4 separate regions of the Mus musculus genome follow, and all the other regions are linked to region 2. The links are chromatin loops, found by intact Hi-C in ENCODE. Cell type or tissue: heart. All regions are shown on one strand. Region 1 has its middle 3.2 kb from the start of Gm39789. Region 2 overlaps Ralgps1 (Ral GEF with PH domain and SH3 binding motif 1). Region 3 overlaps Ralgps1 (Ral GEF with PH domain and SH3 binding motif 1). Region 4 holds the start of Angptl2 (angiopoietin-like 2).

What was found. Hi-C counts contacts between places; a loop is a spot of excess contacts. Peaks named below come from ENCODE experiments on the same cell type or tissue, not always from the same donor. Only the 100,000 strongest peaks of a DNase experiment are listed, where the experiment ranks them.
Region 1: it touches region 2 in a loop (5-fold over the local background); 2 of 42 quality-filtered maps call a loop at or near these places.
Region 3: it touches region 2 in a loop (2.4-fold over the local background); 5 of 42 quality-filtered maps call a loop at or near these places.
Region 4: a loop joins it to region 2, with 3 times the contacts of the local background. A loop is called at or near these places in 11 of 42 quality-filtered maps.

What each region holds. Positions count from the first base shown.
Region 1 is chr2:33,557,418-33,559,917 of GRCm38, forward strand. No RefSeq gene overlaps it. Among named protein-coding and RNA genes, the nearest start is that of Gm39789, 3.2 kb to the left of the region's middle. In heart, a CTCF peak has its summit at 1,034 (motif pointing left); a DNase peak (open chromatin) is centred at 1,041; H3K27me3 peaks cover 2,095 bases.
Region 2 is chr2:33,155,153-33,157,652 of GRCm38, forward strand. It overlaps Ralgps1 (Ral GEF with PH domain and SH3 binding motif 1), which reads right to left. Exons shown (of 20, transcript NM_175211.5): 14 at 136-187. Among named protein-coding and RNA genes, the nearest start is that of Gm13528, 19 kb to the right of the region's middle. In heart, a CTCF peak has its summit at 1,327; a DNase peak (open chromatin) is centred at 1,434; H3K27ac peaks cover 1,593 bases.
Region 3 is chr2:33,233,601-33,236,100 of GRCm38, forward strand. All of the region lies in intron 8 of Ralgps1 (Ral GEF with PH domain and SH3 binding motif 1), which reads right to left. All of the region lies in intron 2 of Angptl2 (angiopoietin-like 2), which reads left to right. Among named protein-coding and RNA genes, the nearest start is that of Angptl2, 19 kb to the left of the region's middle. In heart, a CTCF peak has its summit at 1,418 (motif pointing left); a DNase peak (open chromatin) is centred at 1,455; H3K27ac peaks cover 1,260 bases.
Region 4 is chr2:33,214,925-33,217,424 of GRCm38, forward strand. All of the region lies in intron 8 of Ralgps1 (Ral GEF with PH domain and SH3 binding motif 1), which reads right to left. It overlaps Angptl2 (angiopoietin-like 2), which reads left to right and starts at 1,037. Exons shown (of 5, transcript NM_011923.4): 1 at 1,037-1,529. In heart, no CTCF peak of the experiment used is centred here; DNase peaks (open chromatin) are centred at 597, 1,037 and 2,177; H3K4me3 peaks cover 2,079 bases; H3K27ac peaks cover 2,500 bases.

The DNA.
Region 1 (2,500 bases), 400 kb after region 2:
AGATAATACCCAGAGACTGACTCATGAGCAGAGGAGCCATCACTACTGTGATTGCCATGGTCATAGGTGTTATTGTTCTTCAGAGTTTGGTCAGGCATATTATAAAGCAAAGCAGCCAACCCACATTCTCCACTAACATTGGCTGCATAAGAAGCAGCCTTCCACAGATGCAGGAGCAAGGACCCTGTTCCGTGCAGATGCTCATGGCCGTGACAGCTGAGATGGCAGAAACCTCTTGTAGAAATGCTGTCTTTTGTCTGCTGTACATGCCCACCACCCATGCCCATAACCCGTTTCCTTTTGGCTGTCTTTGGATTTTTGAGCGCGCGCGCGTGTGTGTGTGTGTGTGTGTGTCTCATTATGTAGTTCAGGATGGCTTTGAACTTACTATGCAGTCCAGGCTCGTTTCAGACTCACAGTCTTCCTGCCTCAGCTTTCTGAGTTCTGGGATTACAGGAGTGTGGCATTCAGCTTTGGAGTACACCAGGGCTCCCAGCTGAGGGTGGGGAGAGGTGGCTCAGTTGGTAAAGTTGTGCATAGGTGTGAAGACCTGGGGTTGATCCCGAAACCTACACAAAGTTGGGTGTGGTGGTGTGTGCTGTGAACCCAGCCCTGGAGAGGCAGAGACAGCCCTGGGAGTCTCTCTCCAGCCAGCCTAGCCTAATCAGGCAAGCCCCAGGGCAAAAAGAGACCCAGTCTCAAAAAACAAGATAGTGGCACACACCTTAAATCCCAGCACTCGGGAGGCAGAGGCAGGTGGATCTCTGAGTTGAAGAGCCAGTAATGACTATGTAATGAGACCCAGTCACAAACAAACAAAACAAACAAAAACTCACAACAAAACATTGTGGGGTGGGGTGGGGTGGGGTGGCGTGCACTGAAAAAATGGCACGAATATCATGGGCCTCTACTGCCCAACGCTTATTCTCCCCACTGGCCATCCTCAGGACCCTTAGCAATCCCTTCTGCAAGCATTGAGAGCCCAGCTGGCTAGTCTGTGGACGATGGCCTGCCTGACTCCCGAGTGCCACCTTGTGGCCTGATGTGTGACTGCAGGGTTCATGTAGAAATTCTGGCTGGTCAGTCTTGGGGATTTAGAAGCTAAATAGAGGGAAATAGAGGAAGAAGAGAGTGGGATGGTGTCCACAGAGAGCCATGTGGGTGCTCTGTCACATGGGCACACTGCTCGTGCCAGATCAAGGCATGGATAATACATATTCTTCATCTAGGGAATGGGCACCGGCTTCATTTCTTCTCTGTTCCATTTGCGAGAGTAAACATTTCTTGGTTCTATATAGTAGTTCACAGTTCTATATAGTAGTTCACAGCTGACCTAATTTACTCTGCTGGTTTGGAGACAAGGACATCCAAGTTGTCCTTCCTTTCCTGTCTGACCCTGGCACCACTCAGAGTCTCCATTTTTGACTCTCAGACTCCAAGGTCATTGGGGTTTGCCCCACTGCCATGCCTCTTGTGGCTCCTGCTTCTGATCCTCAACTTGCTCTTCCATCTTCCTAGATATCCTTGTCGGTCTCTGTCTTGTCCATTCCTCTACGACCACTCTGGGATGCTCAGCCCAAGTGTTTTCTCTTCCAGGAGGGTTTCCCTGGAGTCCCAAGCCCTGGGGCGATCCCTCCCCACTTTGAGTCACTTATGTCTTTTGAGTGACTGCTCATGCTTGACCCAGGAGACCTGGGTCACAGAAGAAAGAAGATAGAGATGAAGGAAGGCTCAACCCCTCTCCCTCCAGCTCCAGCCAATTTCACAAGATCTCAAAGCAGTGAGTGGGGTCAAGGTCTGCTTGAGGACGCTGAGAAGCCATCAGCCTGCAGGACCGGGACCTTTGAGGAGAGCACTCCCCCTCCCCGTCTTACTCCCCAGTCCATGTCTTCATCTGGACGGGGTGGGGGTGGGGGTCGGGGGATGCAGGTGACAATGAGGCAGTGGATTAGCTCAGCCCCCACCCCCACATTTTTTAGTGACAGGATTTTAGACATTGCTCTAGGCTACAGGGTTGGCAGCCCACTGTTCTTGAAGAATAGAACATGGACGCCCCTCACCCCTCCCTCCATCGTCCCTCCTCCAGTTCCAGCTTGGAGCCCAGCCACCAAGGCTCTGTTTAGTCCTGCCTCCGGAGCTGTGCAGTTTGGACCATGTGACTTAGGTTTCCCGGAGTCTTGTGAGGCACGCTGAAGGTAGGAGATTCCCTACCTCCAGGTGTCTGGACTGACCTTGGAGGATCTTGTCCTAGGACCAGAAACAGTGGGCCTGGAAGAGCAGCTGAGTTTTCGGTGTGGGGGTGGGGTGGGATTGGCAAGGCTCAAATGTTGTGATTCAAGCTGCTTTCCTGTCTAGATTGTGTCCTCCCGTTTGCTTCATCATACTGAGCTATCACCTCCTCTCCTGGGCCTCGGTGTCCCTTCTGAAGCCCAGGACCCTGCCTTTTAGGTTACATACAAACGAAGAAAAGGCATCTCCGAAGTTGCTTAGCAGCCAGTTA
Region 2 (2,500 bases):
AAGTGTGAGATTAGTGTTTACTATGTGCACACTGAGGTGTGACCATGTAATTATGCATATGTCATGAATGGTTGGGGAGGGGCCCCTGACTCCAGCTCCCTGGGCCCTGAGAGGCCTTGCTGAGGCCACACTCACCTTTCCAGCCCTGCAGACATTTCTTCACTAAACTCTGAGCTCTCACTACTGCCTGGAAAAGGAACACAGATCAGTGAGCATGGCAGCCTCGAAGAGAGGGGCCTGTTTTCCTGGGCTCCCAGTCACTGGGCCCCGGTCCCCAAGCTCACAGCATTCTGACCCTGTGGGTCACAAAAGGAGTTGAGTTTCTGTTGTTATGTCTGTCTCTTCTCTGGGGAGGTTCAAAGAACATTCAGTCCCACCGCTCTCAAGAGTACCCTCCACTCCCTTCCCACTGCCTACCCTCTGGCTTGGAAGGCCAGGGTCCTCACATCTGTCTGCACTGATGCCTGCCTGTTGCCCCACAGGCTCTCCTGAGGGCAAAGGCAGGGTGAGCACTTCTGGCCCAAGGGACAGGTAGATGGATCTGCCTGCACAAGAGATGCACGGAGGCTGCAAGGGGGTGTCAGTGCAGTGCCCTGCCCACAGTCAGTGCAGTCCCCTGCCCACAGTCAGTGCTGTCCCCTGCCCACAGTCAGTGCTGTCCCCTGCCCACAGTCAGTGCAGTCCCCTGCCCACAGTCAGTGCAGTCCCCTGCTCACAGTCAGTACAGTCCCCTGCCCACAGAGTCAGCACAGTCCCCTGCCCACAGAGTCAGTCAGTGCTGTCCCCTGCTCACAGAGTCAGCGCAGTCCCCTGCCCACAGAGTCAGTCAGTGCTGTCCCCTGCCCACAGAGTCAGTCAGTGCTGTCGCCTGCCCACAGTCAGTGCAGTCCCCTGCCCACAGAGTCAGCGCTGTCCCCTGCCCACAGTCAGTGCAGTCCCCTGCTCACAGTCAGTACAGTCCCCTGCCCACAGAGTCAGTCAGTGCAGTCCCCTGCCCAAGGTCAGTGCTAAGGCCTAAGCTGGGATCCTTTGCCTTCCTAGTCTCTTCCAGGCCCACCTTCTAGAGCTGACCATGGTGTGCTGGGCCTGAGTGGGACAACCTGGCTCACGAGGCCTGGTGTTGTTAAGTGAGCAGCACTCGGCTTCCCTCCTGGCATGTGCATCTGTGGGCCTGGCCTCTGTATTGTCTTAGACTATGTAGGCTCTAAAGCTCAGAGCCCTGCTAGAAAAATCTCTAAGACTAAACAGTGGGAAAGGGTAAAGAGCCTGGCCTGAGTAGAACCCCTATTCCCTGCTGTATGGGTTGGAGGTGGGGGGAGTGCAGCTTAGCACGACATCCACTAGGGCACACACTCTGCCACTTTCTCAGACCTTTCAGCTCAAGCAGAAAATGTCCTGAGTTCCCTGACTTGATGAGCCGGAGCCAAGCAATCTTGTGATCTACCCTGGATGCTGGACAGCACAGCACCTGACTGGCTCTCAGGAACGGCAGCCCAGATTCAGGCACAGCTCAGAGTTTCCTGGATATCAAACAGCTGCTCTGAGCTCAACTGTGCATTCATGGAGTCTCATAAGAACCCAGGTCCCATCCTATACTCTAAGATGAGGTCCATGAGTGGAACCTACGAGGCTGAGGGATCAGTGCCCAAGAACACAGCGAAGGCTCAGAAAGAGGCTTGATTACCTTTCCCTAGCTCAGGAGCTTGAACCACTTCTTCCAAGCCACACCTGAGCCTAAAATGCAATGTCCACACTTCCTATACTTTGGCCTGTGGCCAGACAGGATGAGCTCTTCTGAAGACATAAGGCAGGTATGAGACTTCATCACAACATTGCTAGGAGGCAGCTGCCCTGTGCTAAAGTTGTTCCTGACTCCCACACCAGGGACATTGTGGCATGAGATGCCCGCCTGGTGTTCCTGCTGCCTGCTTCTCCAAGCTCCTGGCCCTCTGCCCCACTGTCTTCACCAGGTCCAACAGCAGCCCACCACCGTTGCTAGGAGGACTCTGCTATGTAAGGCAGACAATCACACAGGGACACTGGAAGGCAAGGGCCATCAAGAGAGTACTGGGCTGGTGACAGCAATCATAGGATAGTGTCACCTGTCACAGATGACCTGAGATCTCTGAATGCAGTTCTGAGCTAGCCTCAGCCACTAATATTAACATTTATCTGCTGGCAACAGCAGCCCTGTGTCTGTAACTCCGTGGAACAGACTCTCTGTCTGCCTCTGTCCAGTAGGGTAATGCCATTCCTGAAGTCTTCATCTTCCCTTCTGGGTACAGCTAAGCATACAGCAGGAAGCAATGGACCACCTACCTACTGCTCCAAGCAAGGCTTTGGAATCCCCCTGGGACATAAATGCCACCAAGGTAGCAGCTGGCCTCAGGGGTTGAGGTGGACTCAAGTCTAGCTTCCTTCTTCAATCTGACTGTCCATTTGGGGACCACCAGAAGGAGAAGGCCAAGCCAGGGCTCTTCCTGCAGCAGAAGACTCTTGT
Region 3 (2,500 bases), 78 kb after region 2:
ATCACTATAGAGAAAAGGTACTGGTCCCAAGGTGGCAGAGCGGGGAGTGATGCTGCAGGTGAGGGGTACTGGCTAGCTCTGACTTTGACTTAGCCTTTGGGGCCATGGAGACTGAGGGGAAGGCCACCTGGTCTCCACCTCTGGACTGTGTGTGTTTTCCCCTGTACTATACTTGCTTTTTCCTAAAATGTTTTCTTAAATGAGTTAAGATTTCCAAAACCCATTACGGCCGACATTTCAAAGAACATTCCTTGTTAGTTTCTTCCTAAACAAAAGCCACTAGAGGCAGGCGGTTCCGGGGCCATCTTCCTTGCAACCCCACCCCCAGAGGTCTGTGGAATTGATCACAAAGGGCCTTTGAGTGTGGCTCATAGCTATCCCTCCACCCCTCAGGCCTCGTTCCAAGGATGACAGTGGCTAAAGGCCCTGGCTATTTGCAGGAGATAAACTATCAACTTTGTGGCTGTTAGAAGTTAGACATCTGGCATCTCAGGGCATGGGAATCCCAATAGTTTGGCATTTGGCAAGCCAGAAGTATTCGAGAAAATCCTGGAGACTGGGCTTCGGTGGCCAACTTGTAGCTACACAGATGGATCAATCACTGTGGTGAATTTACTTGGTTGCCTCTACAGTACAGTCACAGCAGGCTGCCAAATTCCTTTTTGAAAAGAGAAAGCAGAACTAGCTAGCTAGTACTGTCCCGCTGGTATCTAAACCATCACGCTCACTAAGCTTGCCGGCCAAGGCATATGATGAAGGAAATGGCAGACACTTGTTAAGGAGGGCTGAGAGACCTGCTCATGGGTCACAGAGAGGGTTCCTTCCTGACTGCCCATCAACTTCAGTGTCCCAGGGGTGACTGGGTCCAGAGTGCCTTGGCAAAACCTGAATCTCAGAGGAGATGGAGTGCTGACCCCAAGCACATGTGTCACCCGTGCTCTCTTCTTAAGTCATCCTGACCTCTTTAGATACAATATTTTAAGATTTTGTATACACAGAATAAATTGATAGGAAAAATCAAATACTATTTTAAATGACAAAGACAGTAATTAATTTCTTTTCCTTTTATGTTGAGATTGAGTGGCCTATGTGATTTTCTTAGGGGTAGTTTCTAAAAGACCACCAACGGCCAGCACGTGGTACTACTCTGACACTCAGGGCCTCCACTGCACACGGTCTGCTACAGACATTCCCACAGAAATGATTTTGTTTTAAGGTTTGCTTTGGATACAGATGACCATCTGCCATGGAGGCCTCTGCTTTTCAGGTTCTCGAGCTGAGAGAGCTATAACTTACTACGCTCATGTGAAGATGCACAGGTGGCAGGTGGACTGGGGAAGGACTTTTACCTGTCTGCTTACCACAGACTCACTGCCCTGAGAGGTGCCTGCTCCCACAAGAGCCCACTGCCATCTGCTGGGGACAGACCTCACACAACCCTGATGCGTGGTAACAAGACAATGAAGGGAGGAGTCTGGTGCCAGAGTCAGCTGTCAGCACCAGTGCCAGATCTCTGAGCCCAAGCTGCCTTTGAATCTGGGGCTCTGAGGAAAAGGTGAAATGGCCTAGGAGGCAGATGTCTGGTTACCTGGTGACAGGCTCTCTGAGATGTGGAGCAGACGCTCATGCTATACTCCAACAGGAATATATACAAAGGCTTTTGAGAAGCCTAGGCAGGATGAAGACGTCCTGGAGATGGGAAAGGCTTTCTAGAGGTGACAAGGCCCTGCAGGGCTGAAGCCCTGCAAATCTGCTCTCAGCCATGGTCAGCAACTGTCAGGAAACCATAAAGACCAGGCTCAGTGCTAGGCAAATGTCCTGTTGCAGACAGAGAAAAAGGCCAAAATGCCACAAATTACATGCCAAGTGGCTTGCGGTCCAGCTCCAGAGTAAAATGGCAGACCAGAGGCTAAAGAGAGCCTTGTGAGCATGTGAGAGATAAAAAGGTAACAGGGAAAGCCAACAGAGGTTCCTTAAGAAGAGCAATGAAGCTGCTCCCTTCCTCTCAAAGTGTCCATAGACTGGCTGACCACAGGAGCACCAGCCACTTGCTAAGCATTTGTGGACTGAGAGTCCTGGGTCTGATCAGTTCTTCTGTGGTGTCTGCACTTAGCCTTCATCCGATCTGTGCCTACCTCACCCAGGCAGCCCTGGAGGCTACCAACAGCAACACCAGGGAAGGAGGCTCGACTCCAGCCCTGGAGCACAGAGGGCTGCTCAGCTCTACACAGTAAGGTTTCCAGGACCCTGCTAGCCTAAACATTGTTCTCTTTCTCTCTCTTTTTTCCCCTATGGTGTTGGTGGTTGAACCCAGGGCCCAGAGAATGACAAGCAAGAGCTCTGCCTCAGAGCTCCACCCCCAGCCCCACCCCTTTCCTAAGCCATTTAAAACTCCCATTTCTCCTGCCTAGCTGCCTGCTGGAAACCTGAGTGGGCGCATGCTTCCCGGCCTGCAACAACTAACACTGAGCACTTTAGTAGAGCAGTAGTATTTATTTTG
Region 4 (2,500 bases), 60 kb after region 2:
AAAAAATAATTTGTTTCCTGAATAAAAGGTGGCAGTCTCAGGAGAGGGAGCCACAGTGGGTCTGTCTCCTTAGAGATCAGGAAAATATCCCATGTTGACTTGCTGTAAGAGAGGGCCACTAAAGTTTCCTCTTAGTTCGTACCTAAATGTTACCACCACCACTAACACTTTTCAAAGAAGAGACATCACTAATATCAAGCAGTGGGTGAGCCTGTGCATGGGACTTGGGGTCTCCCCCTCTCTACACCCCTGCAGGATGCCAGTGGCCTTCTACTGCCAGCTCAACAGACCTGATGCATCTGAAGGATGTGGCCTAGGCACCAAGGCCCTGTCCTTCTCTACTCGGAGCCACCAGTCTTAGCGCTCACTCCACTCTCTTGACCATTCACAACTGACAGCTCCCAGGGACTCTACCACGTGTTCACCCAAGTCACAGCTGAGAACTAAGGCTGGCAGGGTCACATAGCAGGGGCTTTGGATTTAAGTCCAGCCCACCTGCCCACCTGGCACACCGTCCTTGATCCTGTAACCGGACCTTCCCAGGTGACCTTGGTGAACCTGGCAGTGTTGCTGGAATGTGGCTCACTTATGCTGTAGAGAAGGAAGCTCAGGGAGTGGCAAACAGTCTTCCTCTAGTTTCCCAACCCAGTCATGGTACTTTCACTGTCCTACCCCACTGCCACATTAGCAGTGCCTTCTGCAGGGATGAAGTGGTTTGGAAAGAAGATGCTGAACACTTAGTAAGGCAATCCACAGAAAGAGTGAGCAGGGCTCCCTGGCCTCCCAAGCAGCTGCTTGCACAGCCGCAGCTGCTCAAGTCCGTTACCCGAGTCCAGTGGAAGCGCTTTGCCTACACAGGGCACCCCAGCAACGTCAGCCTTCAGGGAGTGGAGCAGGCTGGTGAGCCAGGAGCAGAGCTGGCCAGCCTTCCTGTGCCAAAGAAGGAGGGGGCCCCGCCCAGGCCGCCAAAGCAGGCAGGAGGGGCTGGGCCAGCTGGGGCTGGAGCTAGTGTGACATCACCAGGCGGCCCGCCCCTGTCTGGAGCTGAGGGGAGGCCCAGAGCTTTTCTGGGGCCTGGGGGATCCTCTTGCACTGGTGGGCGGAGAGAAGTGCCTGCAGCCAACCAGGGTCAGGCTGTGCTCACAGTTTCCTCTGGCGGCACGTAAAGGCTCCACAAAGGACCTGGGAGTTCAACTGAGGCTGCTGCTGTCGGCCTGGGGATGGACCCCAAGCCCTGAGTGGTGTTGTTGGACCCAGGACCTGCAAGAAGCATGCACTAAGGCAGCTGCGGACCACACTGTGAGGGAGAGCAGGTTGGGAGCAGCCCCGGTGACACCAGAGCCAGCCTCATCCCTAGGAGCTTCAGAGAGCATAGACTGCTGCCAGCTGAGGCCAGTGAGGCAGGGCTGCTCGGCGGCCAGTCCAGCCTGAGACTCGGGACCTCTCCTGGAGGCCACGGCCAGGCTGTGCTGCTGATGGCACCGTGAGGCATGTGAAGCGCTGCTCCAGGGCCAAGCAGGAGAGAAGAGGTAAGGGGTCAGCTCTCAACTGCAGCAGCCAGGGGAAGAGGGGCTTGAGACGGGCAACCCTGACTCCTCCAGCTTCCGTGTGCAGCTGGACCCCACAGGGGTCAAACCTTGCTTTTGCTCAGAGCTGAATCAAGCATCTGACCAGGCAGAGGACTGTGAATACTTGGGCAGGGTGGTGTAGAGGCACAAGCACACTGGGCTGGGATGTTGAGGACTTCATCGGTGAGCTCCACTCACCTCTTTCAGACAAAGAGCCTCTGGGGTGAGCCGGTTTGGCTGTCGGACACAGGCTGGTAGCCGGGTATGTGCATGTGTGTAGGTGCGGATTTGAAAGGGCAGCAGGCTGAGAGTCGCAGGGCAGTGTAGGACTGGGCAAGTTGTGTTCAAGCTCCGGACTCCTGCACACCCAGCCAGCTAGAGTTATGCTACAGCAGAAGCAGATGTAATGCGGACCTGAGGCAGTGGGGGCCTCAGTTCAGAAAGTGCCCTGGGCCAGGCAGCACGAGCTGCCAGCGTGCCAGGAGCAGAGGCGTCCTGTGCGGGACAGAACATGTCACCCACAAGTTTCTGTCGGTAGGACTGGGGCAAAGTGCTGCCCTGACTTTCCCTCTGCGCCCAAGGATACAGTAGATGGATCCCAGGTCTCCAGCCAGCAGGATGTGGCTGAGAGACTGTGGAGGACCTGCTTTCTGAACAGCCTAGTGAGGGGACACAGCAGGCGCCACATACAGAGTCAGTCCCTTGAAAGCAAGCGCTTCAGCATGAGATAACATTTCCAAACAGAAATTCTCTGCTGATCCCTCCCCTCTCCCTGTGACATCCGTGTCACGGGTCAGCTATTGCCTCTGCTGTGGGATTAGGAGAGTTCCCAGAGGCCAGTGTTGTTACTCAGAAAAAGATCCCTTTGAGGAAGACTGAGAACACAAGTTCCAAAGCTAGCTCAGTGCTCTCCACATGGGTTCTTCCAAGTA